Regions from separate parts of the Homo sapiens genome. Here region 1 is linked to region 2. A link is a loop called in an ENCODE intact Hi-C map of the cell type or tissue named here. Cell type or tissue: B cell. All regions are shown on one strand. Links, peaks and the distances in the headings refer to the core of each region. The heading gives the core; the rest is flanking DNA.

What was found. Peaks named below come from ENCODE experiments on the same cell type or tissue, not always from the same donor. Only the 100,000 strongest peaks of a DNase experiment are listed, where the experiment ranks them.
Region 1: a loop joins it to region 2, with 6 times the contacts of the local background. A loop is called at or near these places in 9 of 110 quality-filtered maps.

The regions. Positions count from the first base shown.
Region 1 is chr3:122,613,520-122,623,168 of GRCh38, reverse strand. It overlaps PARP15 (poly(ADP-ribose) polymerase family member 15), which reads right to left. Exons shown (of 12, transcript NM_001113523.3): 5 at 7,312-7,390; 6 at 6,005-6,154; 7 at 3,326-3,388; 8 at 1,558-1,725. Among named protein-coding and RNA genes, the nearest start is that of PARP15, 41 kb to the right of the region's middle. In B cell, for the core only: no CTCF peak of the experiment used is centred there; DNase peaks (open chromatin) are centred at 1,838 and 5,688; H3K27ac peaks cover 5,429 bases.
Region 2 is chr3:122,555,924-122,567,275 of GRCh38, reverse strand. PARP9 (poly(ADP-ribose) polymerase family member 9) reads left to right here and starts at 2,976. Exons shown (of 11, transcript NM_001146105.2): 1 at 2,976-3,031; 2 at 7,567-7,670; 3 at 8,809-8,842; 4 at 11,155-11,352. The coding sequence starts at 7,656. It overlaps DTX3L (deltex E3 ubiquitin ligase 3L), which reads right to left and starts at 2,938. Exons shown (of 5, transcript NM_138287.3): 1 at 2,663-2,938; 2 at 1,206-1,417. The coding sequence starts at 2,849. It overlaps LOC105374071 (a long non-coding RNA gene), which reads right to left. Exons shown (of 5, transcript XR_001740869.2): 5 at 7,306-7,386. RefSeq lists an enhancer at 2,931-3,050 and a silencer at 3,091-3,190. In B cell, for the core only: CTCF peaks have their summits at 6,239 and 6,441 (motif pointing left); DNase peaks (open chromatin) are centred at 2,925, 3,485 and 6,435; H3K4me3 peaks cover 2,648 bases; H3K27ac peaks cover 4,387 bases.

The DNA of each region.
Region 1 (9,649 bases), core at 1,647-9,646, 56 kb before region 2:
AAAAAGTGGTAACAAAATGCCTGCAGCACGTTCCCCCTGGCTTCCCTATTGGCCTCATTACCGCCGATAGCAAAAGGTTATAACAAAAGGTTATCGGTGTGTGGAAGCCAGGAAGAATGTACTGCAAACATTGCAGGGTGCCCTGGGGTTCATACGAGAGGGACCTGGGATACCTGCAGGAGCATTCTGTTTTAATCTGGGAAGAGGAAGGAAGTCTACAGAGTTGAGCTAAAATGATGGTGGTGGCTGTAAGACCAGGAATTTAATTGCTGAAAAACTCTCTTAGATTAATGGTAATCTGTGGCTACATACTATTAATACTTCCCAAATAAGAAGCCCTCACTTCCATGAGAGTGACAGGGGACATGGATGTGAATGAATCAGGAAGTGAGTGACCAGTAGCACTGTCAACTAAGAAGAGCAAATGACTGGATGATATGACAGAGATGAGGAAAGCGTTCCTAGAAACTGTGAGCAGGACAAACCTGAGTTTGTTGCTCATGGGGAGTGACTGCATCTTACTCATGATTTTCTCCCCAGTGCCTTGCACAGAGCCTAGGTAACGGCATTTCAATTCAATGAATGAATGCACAAATGAGGAGCCGGCTGGGAGATGCTGAAGTAAACCAGATGGGGGAGGTCTGAAGAGTTTGGAAACAAAAAGAAAGGCTGGAATTCAACAACTCTCTGGAAGAAGATTCAGCAGGACTTGCTGACTGTGGGTGTCTGGGGACACAACAAAGCAAGGATGGCAGGCCAGGGCAGCTGGGAGCGTCATGGCACCACCAAAGGAGGAAACGAGAAAGCCCAGGAGCTCAAGAGGAGTGTCTGTTTTCAAGAGAGGATCATGAGTTTGGATTCTGATGTAATGAAGTTTCTGGTAATAGAAAACTCCCCCAGAGGAGATCCTGGAGAGAATGAGAAATGCTGATTTGGGAGTCAATGCAGAAATGTTACCAGACATGAGACTGAATGAATCCCCCAAGGAGAAAAAATGAAGAGTGAGAAAACTATGAAGTTAAGGACCAAACTTGGAAAGATACTTAGGGAACATAAAATAAAGAAGAAAGGGGTGGGCACAGTGGCCCATGCCTGTAATCCCAGCACTTAGGGAGGCTGAGGCAGGCGGATTGCTTGAGCCTAGGAGTTTGAGACCAGCGTGGGCAACATGGGGAAACGCTGTCTCCATAAAAAATACAAATATTTGCCAGGCATGGTGGTACACACCTGTGGTCCTAGCTATTTGGGAGGCTGAAGTGGGAGGATTGCGTGAGCCTGGGAGGAGGAGGTTGCAGTGAGCTGAGATTACACCACTGCACTCCAGCCTGGGCAACAGAGTGAGACTCTGTCTTGAAAAAATAAAGAAGAAAGATGGAGGAAAGAGGCTTCGGCCCAGTAGCTGGTGGTGCCCTCCAGATCTAAAAGATGGCTCCCTCTCTGATTTACATCATTGTTCCCACTTTCAGATGGATTCAGCACTGATCTGCTTAAGAGTGAGACTAATTCTAAAGGAATTTGTATCACTCAAATTTTATTATAGAATGATAAGCTGCAAACCTGTTCCAATGGCTGGAAGGGAAACCGATGTGTACTTCCTCTGTTCACACTCTTCTAGAACACTGGTGACCGTTTTCCTGACATCTTTTCCCCCAGGAACATGAATTATTATTTTGCACTTTAAGCATCCACCTGGTGTAATTATAAAATCTCTGTGAGGCTGTGCAGCTGAAAAAAAGGAAAGAAAAACAAACATGCAGCCCATTAATTACTGGAGGCAACACTTTGATTTTTGAGAAATGAAAACAGCTGACATCCGTGAAGGCTGTGAAGCCCAGTCTCACTCGAGCTTGTTGGTTTCATTCACTGGACTGTGACAACCACATTTTCTTTACAATCAGAATTCTCGAGCTCAACAAATACACTGTTGAGTATTTGGGGTGCTGTTCAAAAGTACTTTATCTGCATCAATCTGCTCAATCCTCAAAACAAGCCTATGAGGCAGGTACTGTTTTCCCCATTACACACATGAAACAGCCACAGAGAGAGGTAAGGTCAGTAGCTAAAGATTGCCTAGGACTCGAACCCAAGCAGCCAGTCTCCATAGCTCTTAACCCCCACTCTGCTGTCCCAGAAGAGCAATTTCTATGCACATTCAGCCACATTAATTTTGAAGGAGATAAAAGCAACGTACTCTGTGGCACAGAGGTGTGAAAGGATGAAAACTTCTCCTTGGCTCAGGACCCTAGAGCTCTTGAGCACATGGAAATTATGAGGGCCATTTTAAGGCACTGCTTCTTTGGTTCAGACTGCTCTGAGTAAGGCTGGGGCCAGCAAAAGGGAGGAGGAGAGTGGATCCCTGCCCATCCCATCCTGCCCTCCTGAGGAGCACCCATGACCAGGCACTCCCTAGGGCCCCTCGGGTGTCCCTCCCACCCTCCCCTCCCAGGCAGCCTCCTCAGGCTTTTCCAGCTTGTCCAGCCCACCTTCATCCTCTGCTCCTGCCTCCCAGGCACAGCGAGCTCTCCCAGTACTCAAACACCTGCTAACGTCCTCATGTTAGTAATCAAATATTACCTTCCTTTGCTGTCACTCCAGAACTGTATTCACTCCAGAGAAATTTCTTAATCAGAGGACAGCTACTAAGATAGGAGTTTCAGGCATTGTAGCAGGTCGGTTGTGGGAATACATTGTCAAACATGGTGCTCTATGACTTCTTGAAAGCATACTCATAGCTGAGTGTCTACCCTACTCTGCAAGGGATATTTTGAAGGACAAACAGTTTATAATCACTACCTTAGGTTCCCCACTCAAAGTCCACACTCATTCATAAAAGGATTAGAAGTTGGCTATATGCAGTTGTGCTGGAAGAAGTAGAACAAGTTTGGGGAAAGTTTGTACAGCACTTCACAGTTTACAGAACTTTTCACATTAATTGTTCCTTCTGATCCTCAAAACCACCTGTGGCACAGCTTTCCCACACTACTTATTAGTAGAACTTTCCTACTGATGAGAGAAGCAAAGCTCTTAGCAGTTAGATGACGTGCCTAGGATCGCTCAGTAAATGGCAGAGCCTGGATTATTAGGACCCAGGCCTGGGTTCTTTTTACTACTCAGGAAGTAAGAGACAGATGAGATGGTGGGATGAAGAACCTCTCCCCCATAGCCTCCAAGTTCCACCACCTCTGCCTGCTCTTCCAGTGAACCAACCTTCTTGCAAAGTTTTGCTCGCTACTTACTCCACCTCCAGTCCTCCTGTACATCCTCTCACTGTAATCTCAGCCCTCTGATTTTCAAGTTTGTAGTCAAAAGTAACATGTGCCCATACCTAGTACAGCACATTCACTTTCCACAGCTTGTCCAGCACCTTCTAAAATAGCTCTTGACACACCTAAATAAGACATGTTAATGGTAAAAGGCATCAGTTAGAATTCAATAAGTGGTTATAGTTTTTGTACATTAGACTTCTGCTCAACTCACCCTTTTGTGCATAATCCATTGACCACCCCCACGCCCGACCAACTGCTCTTTCTATAGCAACCTCCACCCAGTGGCTGATGAACAGTCTGATCTCAGTGCCATGGAAGTGCCCAGGAGCTGAAAGGCTGGCGTCTGCAACTTTACCTTCTCTATTTATACAGGACTGTTTTTGCAGTTATTTGAAATTTTTTGCATTCTACCCTTATTATTTTGTAAAAACGAATGAAACTATAAAAATAAAAGTTCTGATACTGAGAAGCATGGATCTCAAAACTGTAATAAAATCAAGCACTTTACTAAGTTCTTTGATTCCCTGCCCTGCTCAGTTAAACAGCTGGTTTCACTCCAGTGAATCTTCCAGTCAAAGTCGTAGCTTCACCACTTTGGTCAAGTCTAATGACAGCTGGGTCGAGTCGTTAAAAATATGGACTTTGCATTTTGACAAATTGGGTTGAAGTTGACTCCAGTATTTACTAGCTAGTATGTGACTAATAAGTTCCTCATCTGTTACACAGAGGCTAATATGGCACTTCCCTCACAGGGTTATTTGTACATTAAAAGAGATAATGGATGAAAAATGCTTAGCACAGAAGCCGGCATGCAGAAAATATTGAATGAATGTTAGTTGTTTTATCATTATGAAGATATCTATATCTCTATATCCTTGATTATATATGTGTTATAAAATGTCTCTTTTTAAAAAAATCTCTTTTCAATTTGTTTGTTCTGGTCTCTGTCTTTGCTGTGAAGATTTTCCTCAAATGTCAAGTGATCTTCACCAGTCCATTCCTATTTAAGAGTGAGCTTAGAAGCTCTATGCAAGAAGGCTTGTTGACCAGCGGGCTTCAGTGTAAGGCGAGCAGGCAGCACCTCCTGTCTGCTGCTCTGGGATCCATGCAGGAGAGGGGCTGGGCACTCGATGTTTGGTCCACAGATGTTCTCTTAAACAGTTTTCAGCCTAGCTCCTCATCTCACCTATGCCTGGTGCCCTAAGTCCAAAATCCCTCTGGTTCTGTTTCTCTAGAGAATAAACCTCCCATCTCTGGCCAGGGAAGAGCAAGGAAAGTTACTGCTGTATAGGATGGAGGATCCAATCAAGTAGTCTAACTGCTACTGATCTGGAATTTCATTCAATCTTATTTTCATCTCTGTACTTGCCCCCTGCCTTCCCAGATACCAGCAGCCTCTAATTCCTGTGTCTCTGGGGCTACTCTTCTCGCCTGCAGGTACTAAATTTTCTCTACTCCATGGCAGTTACCACCCTTGGCTAGCAGCTCCCCATCGTCTAAAAATTTGTTATCTTTTGTTCATAGTTGTTTTCCTTCCAACGTTCTTTTTTCTTGTGTGTTTATATCCTTTTCATTCCTTTACAGTATACAACTGTATACTGTAATACATAATGGAATTCCAAAAGGGGACAGGGATAAATGCATAGATTCAACTTAGCATGTTTCAAATAACCAAATGTTCTTTATGTCTACATTTTAAATGACTGAAAAATGGAATGACCAATGAATTAAATGGATATTCTACAGATTCACTTCTGCATGGTAAGTTCCATAATATTTTTCAACTTAGAAAATATTTAAATTCTATTTCCGTTTTATTTTACCCTTTTAATTTAAAAGTCAACATTTTATAATATACAAAAGTTTAAGAGGGCTGGGCATGGTGGCTCACACCTGTAATCCCAGCACTTAGGGAGGCCAAGACAGGCAGATCACCTGAGGTCAGGAGTTCCAGACCAGCTTGGCCAACATGGCAAAACCCCATCTCTACTAAAAAATAAATAAATAAATAAATTAGGGGGTGGCACATGCCTGTAGTCCCAGCTACTCAGGAGGCTAAGGCATGAGAATCACTTGAACCCGGGAGGCAGAGGTTGCAGTGAGCCAAGATTGCACCACTGCATTCCAGCCTGGGCGACAGAGTGAGACTCCGCCTCAAAAAACCCAAAAAGGTTGAGTGTATGTGTATAAGTTATAAATTAATAGACATATGAGGGGAGGGCCTGCCCGAATGTGTTACTATAATGGGAGTCAAACATGTCACGGAAAATAAAGAAAAACGGTTGCGTTTCATTTCTCGGTCAGTGTAATGCAGAGAAGAGAAGAGCTACCGAAGGTGAGTTCTAAATGCCAAGTAGGTTACATAAACAGGAAAGTAAAAATAGAGGAACTTAGAGGTACTAAACTATACTTGTGGAAATTCAACAGTTGAGAGCTGACACTAAGTACAATGCGTCAGTTAAACTCCACCTTTATATCAGTTAACACCCCATCTAATCCTCTCCTGGGAAATAGGTGTTTGACAGGCAAAGAAACTGACACTCAGAGAGGTTAAGTGACTTGTCCACAGCTACACATTGCTAAGTGGCATAGCTGGGATTCAACCCACGTCTTCCTGAGTTCAGAGACCACATATTTTCTACAACACTCTCTGTCCACTCAGGGCAAATATTAGCCACAATTTCCCTTCCAGAAATTAGTCATACTAATAATTACAATATATTGCTTAAATAAAGTACCTGATTTCCGATTAAATGTCCTTGCTGTTGAGTTTACAATAACATCTACCTGTTCAGTGGCTATATCTCCAGTAGCAACCTGAAAAGTAATTGCACCGATTTTCATTTCATATGCTGTGAAACAAGGCTTAGAGACAGTCCCGACCACACCTGAAAAGAAAGAAAATAGGTAAAGAATGGGCTGGCTCAGCTTCTGGAGGAACAGCACTCATCTTGGGGCCCTATTCTCTTCCCAGCTCAGCCCTCTTTCTTTTCCCCCAACATAAACCGAAATATTGCCACATCTCCTGGCCTCTTAAACAGCTTGGTTTTCTTTTTAAAGGAAATTAGAAAATAACGCTTTGTGACAGTAAGCATATCTACATTTTCTGAGTTACATAGGATAAGGCAGAAATATCCGATAGTGTCAGTCTGTTTACTGGCAAGAGCTGCTGGGGTGTCAAGAGAGAGGAGTGAGAAAAAAAAGGGAGTGTGAAAAGGGCACTGTCCTTTCTTGCAGACAACACTGCTAGGAGGGTCTTTTATTACCACAGGTGTAGCAATATAAAGGCTGCTCCAAAATCCCAGCACTTTGGGAGGCTGAGGTGGGAGGATCACTTGAGGTTAGGAGTTCGAGACCAGCTTGGTCAACATGGTGAAACCGTGTGTTTACTAAAAATACAGAAAAATTAGCTGGGTGTGGTGGTGCACACCTGTCATCCCAGCTACTCGGGAGACTGAAGCAGGAGGATTGCTTGAACCCAGGAGGCGGGGTTTGTAGTGAGCCAAGATCACGCCACTGCACTCCATCCTGGGTGACAGAGCAAGACTCCATCTCAAAAAAAAAAAAAAAAAAAAGACTGCTCAGAGGAAGTTACCTTTAACCTGTTGGCATATTACTCTCCACTCCACACTCTGAGGCTTACAACTTAGCTGTGCCACTTCAGCTCATCCCTTAAACCCTTTAGATCTACCTTTCAACGTTTATACAGTGGCAACAGAACCACCTGCCACGGGGCCATTGTACACGTTAAATAATATACTATATATGAAAGCAATCAGTAAAGTATAGTGTGCCAGGCACGGTTTAGTTATTATTTTATTACCATTTCTTAGAAACTCTGGTTTCATTACCATTAATTTGGTTCATGTTAATATGCGATTGCTTCTTTGTGTGCCCAGACAATGGGACATGCTCTAACACCTCCCCCATCACAGATTTGTTCTTCATGTGAATTAGCTTTGCCTACTTCTACTGGACTTCAACTACCACTGAAGAGTTGCTCAGCAAAAGGAAATATTTCCTTAGCAGAACGACTTTACCAGACCTTGGGTATCTCCTGCCATGGGAATCCTGGCCTTGTTGGGATTTATTCTTGACCAGTTAGTGAATTCATCTAAAAATGCCTGGAAATAGAAACAGTTACTGACTACAACAATATTGTGTAAAAATATTAATCCAATTCTTTGGAGCATTGATCATCAGATATCAAAGAGTTGATAACAATAGTTCTCAAAATATTTCCTCTTCCCTCAGAGACTTCTTAAAGGATTGCGGTTCAACCTAGGAATTTTCTCCACAAATAGCAGTGCTGATTTGCTTTACTTTGTGAGTAAACTAACACTGTCCAGGCAAGTATGTCAGCAGGGGTGCTGACTGTGGCTCTGCAGGAAGTCACATGCCTTTTTTGTGACCACTATCGTTATCCCTCCTCTTTTGAAGCCCCATAATTCTAATCTCCTACATCCAATAGGCTGAGGGAAGTGTAGAGTATTTGTAGGTGAGCAGGGGGCAGGGCAACAACGTTCCTTGGCATCTTTGGCTGTTAGGTACATTCTGGGGTTGATTAACAACAAATACATACAGTATGCTTCATCTCTTAGGTCCAGCCAAAGCCTCCTGAATGAAAACACGAAAATCCACGTTAGAAAACCTCAGACATTGAAGTTTTGTTTAGAAATGGAAAAAACAAAAAGGCATTTTGGTCGTGTGAGTGATAAAATTGAGCAATGGGCGACAGAGTAGAGTTATAAAGTTTCACTTGGGTTGTCTTCATCCATTTTCTTTCTTTTCAGGTATCTTTGGGACTGTTTCTACTTTTTCTTTTTCTCTTTCTTTCTTTCTTTTCTTTTCTTTTCTTTTTTTTTTTTTTTTGCAGACAGAGTCTCATTCTGTTGCCCAGGCTGGAGTGCAGTGGCATGATCTTGACTCACTGCAGCCTCAACCCCCTGGACTCAACTGATCCTCCCACCTCAGCCTCCCAAGTAGCTGGGACTACAGATGTACACCACCACGCCCGGCTAATTTTTTGTATTTTTTGTAGAGATGAGGTTTTGCCATGTGGCACAGGCTGGTTTTGAACTCCTGGACTCAAGCAATCCCCCTGCCTCAGCCTCCCAAAGTGCTGGGATTATAGGCGTGAGCCACTGCACCAGTCCATGTTTCTAATTCTTGGTTAACAATGAAATTTGGGGCAGTTACTTTCCAGATTGCTACTGAAGATGTCACCCCAATAAAGGGCAGATGTTATTGTGAACTCAACAAGGACACAGATATCACGAACAGTTTGCTAATAATAATTTCCCCCAGTTTATCTTTGAGCAAAAAAATATGTCTCTGGATATTTTATATTTACCGGGGGAAAAAAACTAAGAACCTTTGGGGGTAAATGTTGTTTTTTAAAATATTATTATTATTTCCTATGGATAAATTTGCTTACAAACTACATCATGCAATACTTTGGAGTGTTTCTGGGGAACTCTGGGAAACATCTCTGGAAAGACCACACTTCCATCCAGAATGGGTAAGTATAACTAAGAACTTAAAAAACAAAATTATCTTTGATCCAGTTTAAGTGGTGATGTTAGTAAGTTGTAGCAATTGCTTGTCAGTCCTTAAAGTTGGGTAATGACTACTACCAGTTTTGGGGGTTTTCTATGTGCTAGATATCATGCAAAACACTTCAAATACACCCGTTTTAATAGTTAGAACAATTCCGAAAGGTGTTATTACCACACTCATCTTACACTTGATAAAACTGAGATTCAGGCTGGGCACAGTGGCTCACGCCTGTAATCCCAGCACTTTGGGAGGCTGAGGTGGGTGGATCACCTGAGGTCAGGACCAGCCTGGCCAACATGGAGAAACCCCATCTCTACTAATAATACAAAAATTAGCCGAGCGTGGTAGCACATGCCTGTAATCCCAGCTACTAGGGAGGCTAAGATGGGAGGATTGCTTGAGCCCAGGAGGCGGAGGCTGCATTGAGCTGAGATCACGCCGCTGCAGTGAGCCGAGATCACACCACTGCACTCCAGCCTGGGTAACAGAACGAGACTCTGTCTCAAAAAAAAAAAAAAAAAAAAAAAAAGCTGAGATTCAGAGAGGTATGTCACCCAACTTTTAAATGGCAAAACTGAGATTAAACCTAAGTATACCATTCTTCTAATGTCAGTGGGAACTACTTAGTTAGTGTGCCTTGACTGCTTCTCCACTGCTGAATATGGTGCTGCTATTTCTAGTTTGTAGACACTCACAGACTTGTGTAGACTGGTCTATGCTATCCAAATAACTAAATCCTTGAGGCTTCTCTCATTCTGCCCTTTCCCCATAGATAAAGCCATGACTTAGCTTTCATGTAGTCAGTGTTAAAATGTCTAGGCCAT
Region 2 (11,352 bases), core at 1,518-9,517:
AAATATAAACCAGATCGCCCTCTCCCCTGGCTCAAAACTATCTGATGAATCCCCTAACATTTTAAGTTAAAAATCCAAAATCCTTACCTTCAGCCCCAAAGGCCTGTCTTCTGGGTACCTTCCCGAGTTCCTAGCACCTCTCTCCATTGCTCACTGCCCTCCCCACCACACTGGCTTCCTTAAAGCTTCTGGGCCTCAAAATGTCAGCTCTTGGGGACTTTGCACCTATGCTTCCCTCTAGGACACTTTCCGCCCAGAAATCCACTTGGCTAGAGATGTCACCTCACTTGAGGTTTTTCCAGACATCCTATTTTAAATGGTGGTTCTGTCACTGTCTGTCACTTATTCTTCTTCCTAGCAGGTATGACTGGCAGACATTTTATTATATATCTATTGTTTACTAATATTGTCTGTTTCTCTCTCTAGAAGGTGCCGTCCCTGGAAGCCGAGTCTGCCATGTTCCTGGCTGCCTCCCCAGCTCCTATAACAGTGCCTGGAACACAGTAGGCAGTGGATATCTATTGTTGAATGAATCTTGTCATCATTCAAGTTTCAGGCCAAACATCACCTCCTCAGTCAAGTTGTCTCTGATTTCTGGTTAGAAGTAGCACCAGGCCAGGTGCAGTAATTCATGACTGTAATCCCAGCACTTTGGGAGGCCAAGGCGGGCAGATCGCTTGAGCCCAGGAATTTGAGAACAGCCTGGGCAACATAGTGAGACTCTGTTTCTACAAAAAAAAAAAAAATTGGCTGGGTGTAGTGGCGCCTATAGTCCTAGCTACTCAGGAGACTGAGGTGAGAGGATCCCTTGAGCCCAGGAGGTCAACTCTGCAGTGAGCCATGATTGTGCCACTGTACTCCAGCCTGGGCGATAAAGTGAGACTCTGTCTTGGGGGGAAAAAAAGAAGTAACACCACCCCCATCTTCCCCTTGCTTGCCCTGGCGCTGTTTCTCTCCAAATAAATAAAATGGTTTTATTTATTTTGTTTACTTGCCTACTGTCTTTCTGTGCATGACCTGGCCCCCAGTATAAGCTGCCTGAGAGCAGGGGCCTTGTCTGTTATATTCATCTCTGTGTCCAGTGCCTAAAACAGTGCCTGGCTCCCATGTACGTGCCCAGCACATGGGTGTTGGATCAATAATACATGAGGCTGGTGACTGGAGAGGAGGCGCAGGCACAGCCAGCTCCTTCTTTCAATACTCACCTTTTGGAGACAGGAATCCACAGCATTAGGAATATGTCCTTCATGTTGATGCATATCACCAGACGGTGTTTCTGCTTGTGATTGTGTCAGTGAAGAAATTTGAGGTCTCGTGTTCTTCTTTATTGAATTTTCAGTGGGTACCAGGAAAATGGGCACAGGTTTTTCGTCAACAAGTATTTGGTGCTCTCCTTTTTTCAACACTCTCTCCTTAGCTTCAGTGGAGACATTAAACACACACATATACACACATAAAAATGGGAGAGATTTCAAGTAATCCTCTCATTCCTGTGTCTGTACTCTGCCCCAGCACCTCCCAGTAAGGCTGCTCCCTGCATCCTGGAATGGTGGGTTGGCGATGGAGAAAGTCGGGGAGCTATTAAGAGCTCTAAAGTGTGCGGATTAAGTTTTACTATAGAAGTGAAAGCTTAATGACAATGGAACATTGTCCACCGATTAAACATCATGTTTCTAAAACTGTCTCCAGTCTCCCCTTTCCTTCTTCCTTCTTTCCCTCCCTCCCTCCCTTCCTTCCTTCTTTTTTTTTTTTTTTTTTTTTTTAGACGGAGTCTCACTCTGTCACCCAGGCTGGAGTGCAATGGTAGGACCTCGTCTCACTGCAACCTCTCTGCCTCCCGAGTTCCAGCGATTCTCCTGCCTCAGCCTCCAGAGTAGCTTGGATTACAGGTGCGCACCACCATGCCCGGGTAATTTTTGTATTATTAGTAGAGACGGAATTTCCCCATGTTGGCCAGGCTGGTCTCGAACTCCTGGCCTCAGGTGATCCACCAACCTCGGCCTCCAAAGTGCTAGGATTACAGGCGTGAGCCACCGCACCCGGCCCAGTCTCCCATTTCAATACTCATTATACAGGTAAGTGACAACAGCAGGAATCAAAAGTGCAGACTCCGAATTTTGTAAATATACATGTGTTTGCTGGCATTCATAAAAAAAGGCAGGAAGGAAATACACCAAATGGTCACATTGTTTATCTTCAGGTTGTTTTCTTTTTTACTCTTTTATTTCTATAGTGAGCATATATCACTTTTGTAATCCTCAAAAACACAAAATGGAACATCCTTTTGTTCATGGATGGAACAATGGAACCATTATTTAAAACATAAAAGTGGAATCCCTGAATGACAAGGACAGCAGCTGGCAGGCATCTGGGGGAAGGAAGATGACAGCTGAGAAATTAAGTTAGAATGAGGATATGGAAAGCATCCACACTAAGGCGCCGTCAGCCAGACCCGCACCAGGCACATGTGAGGCCCCATCCTCCACCGAGTGTTCACTGTCTCAGTGAGTCTCTTGGCAGTAGGGCCCCGTCCCTGTCCGCCACCGCACAGTGACATACTTTCTCCCGCCCTCTCCCCTAGGTCAGCTGGAACTGGGTCCGCCTGGAAACCCGGGGGCCGGGCCCCCAGAGGGCTTTCGCAGCCTGGCCGCCCGAAGCTCACCTGCCCTTTCACTGAACTCCACCCGGAAGGTGCCCGGGGCTTCGTGTTCCTGGGTGCTGACCGTGCACTCCCCGCCGCCCGAGGACTTAGAGCTCTGGAAGTAGCTCTCCAGCTTCCTTCGTACTCGGGGGCCGGACTTGTACACCCGCACGAGGAGCGGGGACGGCGGGCGCAGGTGGGAGGCCATGGCTCTGCGCGTCGGGAGGGCGCGGGGGCTCCGGGAGGCAGCTGGGCGGTAAAGGCGCGGCCCGCCCTGCGGACTGGGCGCAAAGTTTCAGTTTCGCTTCCCTGGAGGTCCCTCCCTGTTCCCGGCAGAGCCGCTTCCCCCTCCTCCCTGTGCTGTCTGCACCGAGGAGAGCGGCCTGCCGGGTGAGTAGGTCCGGTGCCTCTGGGCCCTCGGGGTCCCCTCTCCTGCAGGCTCGAGGTGGGCGGGGAGAAGGGGGACGGGCGCGGACCCGGGTCCCAGGGCCAGGCCTCCCTTGTGAGTAGACTATGCAAAGAAAGTAAGTTTCTCCTGTGTTTCTTATTCTTTGTAACTCTTACTGCTGTTACCACTATTATTTGATCCTAAAAAGTAATTCACATTCTGAATCCATGTTAAACTTACCCATTTTTGAAAATTTGAATGTGTTCATCTGGTAATTGTGACCTGTTACCCCTTCCCTCCCTCCAACTCTACCCTTTAGACGGGCTTCTGCGGGCTTTTCTCCTCCATTGCTTGATTTAACCAACAGCACTGAATTGTTTCTTGCTGCCCAAAGAGCAGAGCAAGGCCCTGATGTCAAGGGCTGGTGAGGGGAGGCGGACCTGTGAACCAAGGAGCAAAACTTCTCCAAGGCCTCCAAGGGGAAGTTTCAAGCAGAATCTTAATAAATTGAGTGTGGCGGCGAGATGGGGAGGACAGGATTGGGGGGAAAAGCACCTGAGGCTTAGGGACCACTGTGGTCTGAAGCACAGAGTGGGCCTGGGGCCTGGGAGGAGAGGAGATGGGTGAGGGGATGAAGGAGGGAGAGCCTACCTAGATGGGCACTGTCCAGCAGAAATACAATGGGAGCCAGTAGGTTCATTCTAAAATTTTTGCAGCCATATTTTTTAAAGGATAAAGAAACAGATGAAATTAATTTTAATGATTTTTAGGAAATTTTTAAAGGATAAAGAAACAGATGAAATTAACTGTAATGATGTTATTTAGCTTGACATATCCAAAACTTAATCATTTCAGCATGTAATGAGATTTTTACATTCTTTTTATCATACCACGTCTTTGCAACCCAGTGTTTTTCTTATACTTACATCACATCTCGATTCAGACTGGCCACATGTAGCCTCAGTAGCTATGTGAGGCTGATAGTCCACCCTGGACAGGACATATTTAGATGGTGAAAAGCCTTGAAGAGCAGTGAAGATGACCTGAAGGGCTTTAAGCAGGGAAAGCAAGAAAATGACTTGCCAGATTTGCATTTTAGAAATATGGTGCTGACAACCGTGTGGAGGACACATTTACAAGCAGGGATGAGTGGCGGCAGAGAGGCCTGAGATAAGGTTTTTGCACATGGCTGGTAAGACTGGAAATGGGCCCGTCTTTACTGTGAACAATTTGGCAATACTGTCAGAATTACAACTGCATATACTTTTTGGTTCTGGAGTTCCATTTCTAGGAATTTGTCCCATTGATATATTAGCCCCTGTGTGAAGTGACCTGTGTACAAAGATGTTCTTTACAGCCTTGTTTACAATAGCAAAAGATAGGGAACTCTTTAATGCCCATAAATAGGGGGACTAGCAGTTTAATAATAATAGTATATCTATACAATGGAATACAATGGGCAGTAGGAAAAATGAAAAAGCTCTCTATGTGCTAACATGAAAAGATCTCTAGGATACATTATGTGGGAAAAATAAGATGCAGAAGTGTGTGTATAAGCTACTACCTTTCGTGTAAAAAATGCCACTGGAAGAATACAGGAGAAGCGCTGATTGACTCTGGACAGGGAATTTAGCAGCGGAGACAGGAGGAAACCTTTTACATTTTCTAAATTTGAACCATGTAAATGTAATACCTATTCAAACAATAAAATGTCAAACTAGGTACATTTAAATCTTTGAAAAGAGTATATTGATGGCTGGGCGCGGTGGCTCACGCCTGTAATCCCAGCACTTTGGGAGGCCAAGGCAGGCGGATCATGAGGTCAGGAGATCGAGACCATCCTGGCTAACATGGTGAAACCCCGTCTCTACTAAAAAAAATACAAAAAAAAAAAAAATTAGCCAGGCGTGGTGGTGGGCGCCTGTAGTCCCAGCTACTAGGGAGGCTGAGGCAGCAGAATGGCGTGAACCCGGGAGGCGGAGCTTCCAATGAGCCAAGATCGCGCCACAGCCTGGGCGACAGAGTAAGACTCCGTCTCAAAAAGAAAAGAAAAGAAAAGAAAAGAAAAGAAAAGAAAAGAAAAGAAAAGAGTATATTGCCACAGCTCAGGCAAAAGTTGCTGAGACTCTGAAGTGAGGCAGTGTCAGTGGGCGAGGAAGGAAGGGGCATATTTGAAAGTGATTTAGTTTGTCAGGTCCCAGATATGAGACAAAAAAGACTCAGGGAAAGTTCCTAGATTTCTGATTTGAGTACGTAAATGGTATTATCATTTACTGAGCTGTAGAATCCAGGAGATAAAGTATGGATTTGGTGGGGGTGGGATGGAGGATTGGGGACCAGGAGATAAGAGGTCTACTTTTGCAGAGGCTAATTTGAGGGGACTGTGAGACCTCCAGGTGGAGTTGAAAAATGGGGCTCAGGAGAGCCATGGCCTAGAACTGCAGATATAAGAGTCATATTTGCAATTGGTGAGTTGAAGCCATGGAAATGGATGAGATCACTCCTGGGGAGTATGCAGAATGAGATGAAAAACGCCTTAGACAGAATCCTGGGGCAAACAATTAAGAGGGAGATGGTGGAAGTGAACGCAGGGAAAAGGCCTGTAAAGGCAAAGTGAAGGGTAATAGAAGAACCAAGGGAAGATGGCATAGGAGAAGCCAGGAAAGCAGAATTTCAGGAATCAAAGAGTGAAATACTATAGAAAGTGGTCCAGTAAAGATGGATAGAAGATAATCCATTGGCATTAACCACATGAGGGATTCTGATGAGCAGTTTCTCTTCTTTTTTTTGAGACAGGGTCTCATTCCTCTTGCCCAGGCTGGAGTGCAGTGGCACAATCACAGCTCACTACAGCCTGAACTTCCCACCAAGTGATCCTCCCATCTCAGCCTCCCAAGTAGCTGGGACTATAGGCATGCACCAACATGGCCAGCTAACTTTTTGTATTTTTAGTAGAGATGAGGTCTTGCCATGTTGCCCAGGTTGGTCTCGAACTCCTGAGCTCAAGCAATCTGCCTGCCTCTGCCTCCCAAAGTGCTGTGGTTACAGGTGTGAGCCGCCATGCCTGGCCACTGGCAGTTTCAAAAGGGTGCTGGGAATGAGGCAGGGAGCCAGGTTATAGTAGGCTGAGTGGGCAGGTGGACAGAAGGAGAGTCCACTACTCATTCCAGAAGTTTGGCTGCTTATGAAGAGAAGGAAACACAGTAGGAACCAGTGATGGAAAGTTGGGAAGGCTTTTCTGTTTTTAAAATGGAAGAAATGGAATGCTTAGGGCACTATGCTCCTTGTTTGGCTATCCATAGGCCTGTAAAACTTGGCCTGAAGACAGAAACAGGTGCAACATTTAAAGCAAAAGCCCATGGCCAAAGCAGATGAAGTCATCCTTCTTTTTTGAAAACAGCAGTGCCCTCTGGAGGCAAAAAATGCATCTTGTCTTTGCATTTTAGAATGCAAAGGATTGTACTAGACCTGCTGCTTTCCCTTGATGAGTAAGAATAGTGCTCTGATGCTGTAGATGGTTGTACAAAATGTTTCTATTGCAAAGACATTAGAAATCATTTCGACCAGGCGCGGTCGCTCACGCCTGTAATCCCAGCACTTTGGGAGGCCGAGACGGGTAGATCACGAGGTCAGGAGATTGAGACCGTGCTGGCTAACACGGTGAAGCCTCATCTCTACTAAAAATACAAAAAATTAGCTGGGCGTGGTGGCGGGCGCCTGTAGTCCCAGCTACTCAGGAGGCTGAGGCAGGAGAATGGCGTGAACCCAGGAGGCGGAGCTTGCAGTGAGCCAAGATCGAGCCACTGCATTCCTGGGGGACAGAGTGAGACTCCAACTCAAAAAACAAAAAAACAAACAAAAAAACAAACAAAGAAATCATTTCGAGGCCTAAATATAGCAACAAGTGTGGGCAACTGTATCTTTAAGCATTTTCATCATCAGTCTTCTAAAAATTCATAATCTTTAATTCCTACCTATTAGATGGAAAATCATAACAAAGTATTTTTCCCAGATTTTCTGACTTTTAACCAGATATACCCCTATCATTAGGTCAAGGATGTTTATCACAAATTCAATAATACACCCCCCTCACAGGCTCTAGTGGCATTTCCTCTTTCTTCAAACGCTCTCCAGGGGGCTTCACTCACTCATAAGCTCGGTCTTCTTTACTGTTCTTTGAATGCTGTTCTCAGTCTCACCACTTTGTTATCACCCTCTTCTTCTAAATATGTAAAAACCTCCTGCATCCTTCATGACCAGGCTCTAGTCTCAACTCCTCCATATAGCTTTTCCTGTTCCAGGTCGTAGAGCATTTTCCCTTCTCTGAACTGCCATTATGATTTCCACTGGAACCTCTCTTGGAAAGGGTAGAAGGCAAACAGTAACAACAACAGCAAAACAATGTGTACATCGTTATCAAGGAAATTAAGAACTCATCAAGATCAGAAATCATGTTCAGTCCTCCTACAGTATATTCTTACCGAATTTCCTAAGATTCTGGCTAATGTTTATTGCATCTTTTCTAATTCATTCCTAGAAGTGGGCCACCATATCTGGAAACTACAGTCTATGCTTTGAAGCGCAAAAGGGAATAAACATTTAAAGACTCCCCCGGGGACCTGGAGGATGGACTTTTCCATGGTAAAAAGCATAAATGTGTATACGTCATGAACCTTGATCAGCACATGAATACTTCTTTATATAACAGCAAGAAATCTGGGGTGTTCACCAACAGTTGACATCCTCATCTGCTTTTAATAGCTCAATAAAGTTTTCTCCTTTCTCCCTTCTTGAGAAATGGGGAATCAAGAATATGCTAATCTAATAAATAGTGTCAACTTGAAGCTGGATGATTTTTCAGAATCATTTTAATTCTCAGCTCATTTAGTGATTCTGCTTTTTCGGGTTGGGGTAAGGAGAGTAATAGAGGATGAATGAAAAGAAGGGAATAGAGAAAGATCAGATTAGAAGTCACTTACTAAACTTGAAAATTCCACATTAAGGTTTGTACCATGACAAAGGCAATTAAAAGTGGATCCTTGCTGGTGGATGAGAGACAGAGCTGATGAGGCTCATGTCCCCAGGTCTTCTGTCTAGAGAAACCCCATGAGCTTTTGGAGATTGGAGTCTATCTGAGAGTTTGGGGTCATTTTGGTCTGTGACTTTTGGGCCTTTTAAAGTGTTGATCTCTAAACCTCATCTCATTCTGAATTAGAATGAGATGCACTGAGATGCATTGGCGGTGGCTGGCGCCTATAATCCCAGTTACTACAGAGGCTGAAGCCAGGAGGATCACTTGAAATCAGTAGTTCGAGACCAGCCTGGTCAACATAGCAAGACTCCGCTCATCTCTAAAAAAGTAAAAACAATTAGCTGGGCATGGTGGTGCATGCCTGTAGTCCCAGCTATTCAGGAGACTGAGATGGGAGGATTGCTTCAGCCCAGGAGTTCAAGGCTGCAGTGAACTGTGATTGCACCACTGCACTCCAGCCTGGGTGACAGAGTGAAACCTTGTCTCGAAAAACAATAAAATTAAATTTAAAAAAAGAAATGCATCGGCCCCTAGGGAAATGACATAGGGCCAATGTTTGCTGGCACATTTAGTATTTTAAGTGTTTCGGGCATGCAGATTTAAAAAAACACATGCTTCCTGCCCTCCCAAACACAGTGCTTTGAGCAGGATTTCCATTGCATTGTGTTTACTAGGGTGTATTGGTTATCAGTAAGCTGTAGTCATTCCACTTCCATTTTTTAAGAAAGCCATTCTCATTTTTCACAGGTGGCCGGAGCAGCAGCTTACAATGAAAAATCAGGTAGGATTACCTCGCTCTCACTCTTGTTTCAGAAAGTCTTTGCTCAGATCTTTCCTCAGTGGAGAAAGGGGAATACAGAAGAATGTCTCCCCTACAAGTGCTCAGGTGCGTGACTGCAGACCCTTGTGGGGACCCCCGCACATGCTTCAGAGTTGGTGTGGCACCGACCAGCAGGCATATTCTCTCAAGGCCTACACCATTCCTCTCCTTTGCCCGTAAATGTGAGACTCTTTTAACGACAGCCTATGGCTGAATTGACCAGATGGGGTGGCCAACTGATTGTCTCCTTGCTCAACGAGTACTATACAAGCTAAATAGTTCTGGCCTAATTCCAGGGGTCCCCCATTAAAGATTTTCAACCAAAGCTCAGGCCAATAGGGCCTGACTACCCAATTCCGGCTTCGTTTGGGTAATTGAGGCCACAAGAGGTCTTTCTAGGAGACTCAGATTAGAAATGGGAGTTGAAGCAAAATAAAAGTAATGATCACATTTTATCTATTTTAGGATGCACATTTTTTTTTCACATTTTAACAATACTGAAATAAGGTAGTGTACCTGTTATCAATTGATGGTATGCCCCAGTTTAGTTGGCATTTTTTTCCCTTTCTCAGAGGCATTGTAACAACAATATCTTAGACACCATGAAATACAGTGTCCCAAGCTGGGTCCTCCAGGAAGCAGAATTTGAGATGGAATTAGGAGTGCAAAAAATTCACTGTGAAAGGTAAAGAGAGGAAGCCGGACTGGGCAGACTAGCCATCAGACTGTAATAAAAACCCGACAGTCTCTGCAAGCCTGAGATTGACTGTTAGAGGTGTCCCACGTTGGGCATGAATGGCCTTGCTCAGCTACTGATGGAGGCTGCCCTGAGAATAGCATGACCTTGGCTGAAAGCTGAGATGAACCCTGAGGGGCTAACAGCTGGAGGCTGTCAGCTAACTGTATTTCCCACTTCATAGCCAATCGCAGGGAGATCTGAGTAGCACATCTTCTTGTCTGCCACATACGGTAAATAATTTTTAGTCAATTAGTTTTAATTTCACCAAAATTGTGCCAGACTAGAATATCATAAAGAATTATTTACTGAACTGAAGCAGACAGTATCAGTGCTCATTGGCTGGTCCAATGTCTCCCCTACTCCTCCTCACCAGGGAACTGCCTCAATCAATGACCAATAGAAGTTGGGTAGGCCAGGCATGGTGGCCTTTTTGAAGCCACCCAGGTGGGCAGATTGCTTGAATCTTTTGGAGCACTCTGGGAAATGCCTCTGAGAAAGGGGAAAAAATGCCAGCTAAACTGGGGCTTACCATCAATTGATAACAGGTATACTACCTTATTTCAATCGGCCCAGGTGGGCAGATTGCTTGAAATCAGGAGTTTGAGACCAGCCTAGGCAATATGGTGAAACCCCATCTCTACAGAAAAAAATACGGAAATTAGCTGGACACGATGGTGTGGGTGTAGTGCTGTGAGCCTGTAGCCCTGGCTACTCAGGAGGCTGAGGTGGGAGGATGGCTTGAGCATAGGAGGCAGAAGTTGCAGTGAGCCAAGACTGCATCACTACACTGCAGCCTGAGCAACACAGTGAGACCCTGTCTCAAAAGAAAAAGAAGTTGGATAAATACTCCAGCTCCTGTGGTTACTACCCCTCCAGTGGTATAACCCTGAGGCACAAGATCTACACTGTTTCCCAGTAGAGTTAAGTTCCATCTGCCTAGTTACACGTGCTTTGTTCATTTGTCTTACTTTCCCAGCCTGCCCTCCCCACCCCAAGGCCCTAGTATTTCCTAGGATCACCTCCCAAATAAACTACTTACATTCACATCTTTGTCTCAGGGTCTACTCTTAAGAAAACATAAACTTAGATGCTGACAAAGGCAAAAAAGTTATAAAACCTCCGCCTATTTTGGCTCATAATTAAGTCCCTTCCAATACCTGTGCCCTAAGCATTGGTCTTTCTAAGCTCGCCACTTTTATATATATTTTTAAAAATTCACAAGCCCCCATATACATGGTTTTCCTACCATCATCACTGCATCATAGTAACTACCACTTATGGAGTACTTAATATATGCCAGGCACAAGACTATGCACTTTATGGGTGACCTACCACTGAAAACTCTTAGATGTCCGTGGTCTAATTATATGTGTAGTTGAGAAGAAGAATCATGAAGAGCACTACATGAAGTTCATCTCTCTTTTGCACATAGGAAACACAGTCTCCTGGTATGAAGTGGGATTACAACCTTTCAAACTGTGCTTTTTTTTTTTTTTTTTTTTTTTTTTTTTTTTAATCTTCTCTTCTTTTCCAGAGACTGGTGCTCTTGGAGAAAACTATAGTTGGCAAATTCCCATTAACCACAATGACTTCAAAATTTTAAAAAATAATGAGCGTCAGCTGTGTGAAGTCCTCCAGAATAAGTTTGGCTGTATCTCTACCCTGGTCTCTCCAGTTCAGGAAGGCAACAGCAAATCTCTGCAAGTGTTCAGAAAAATGCTGACTCCTAGGA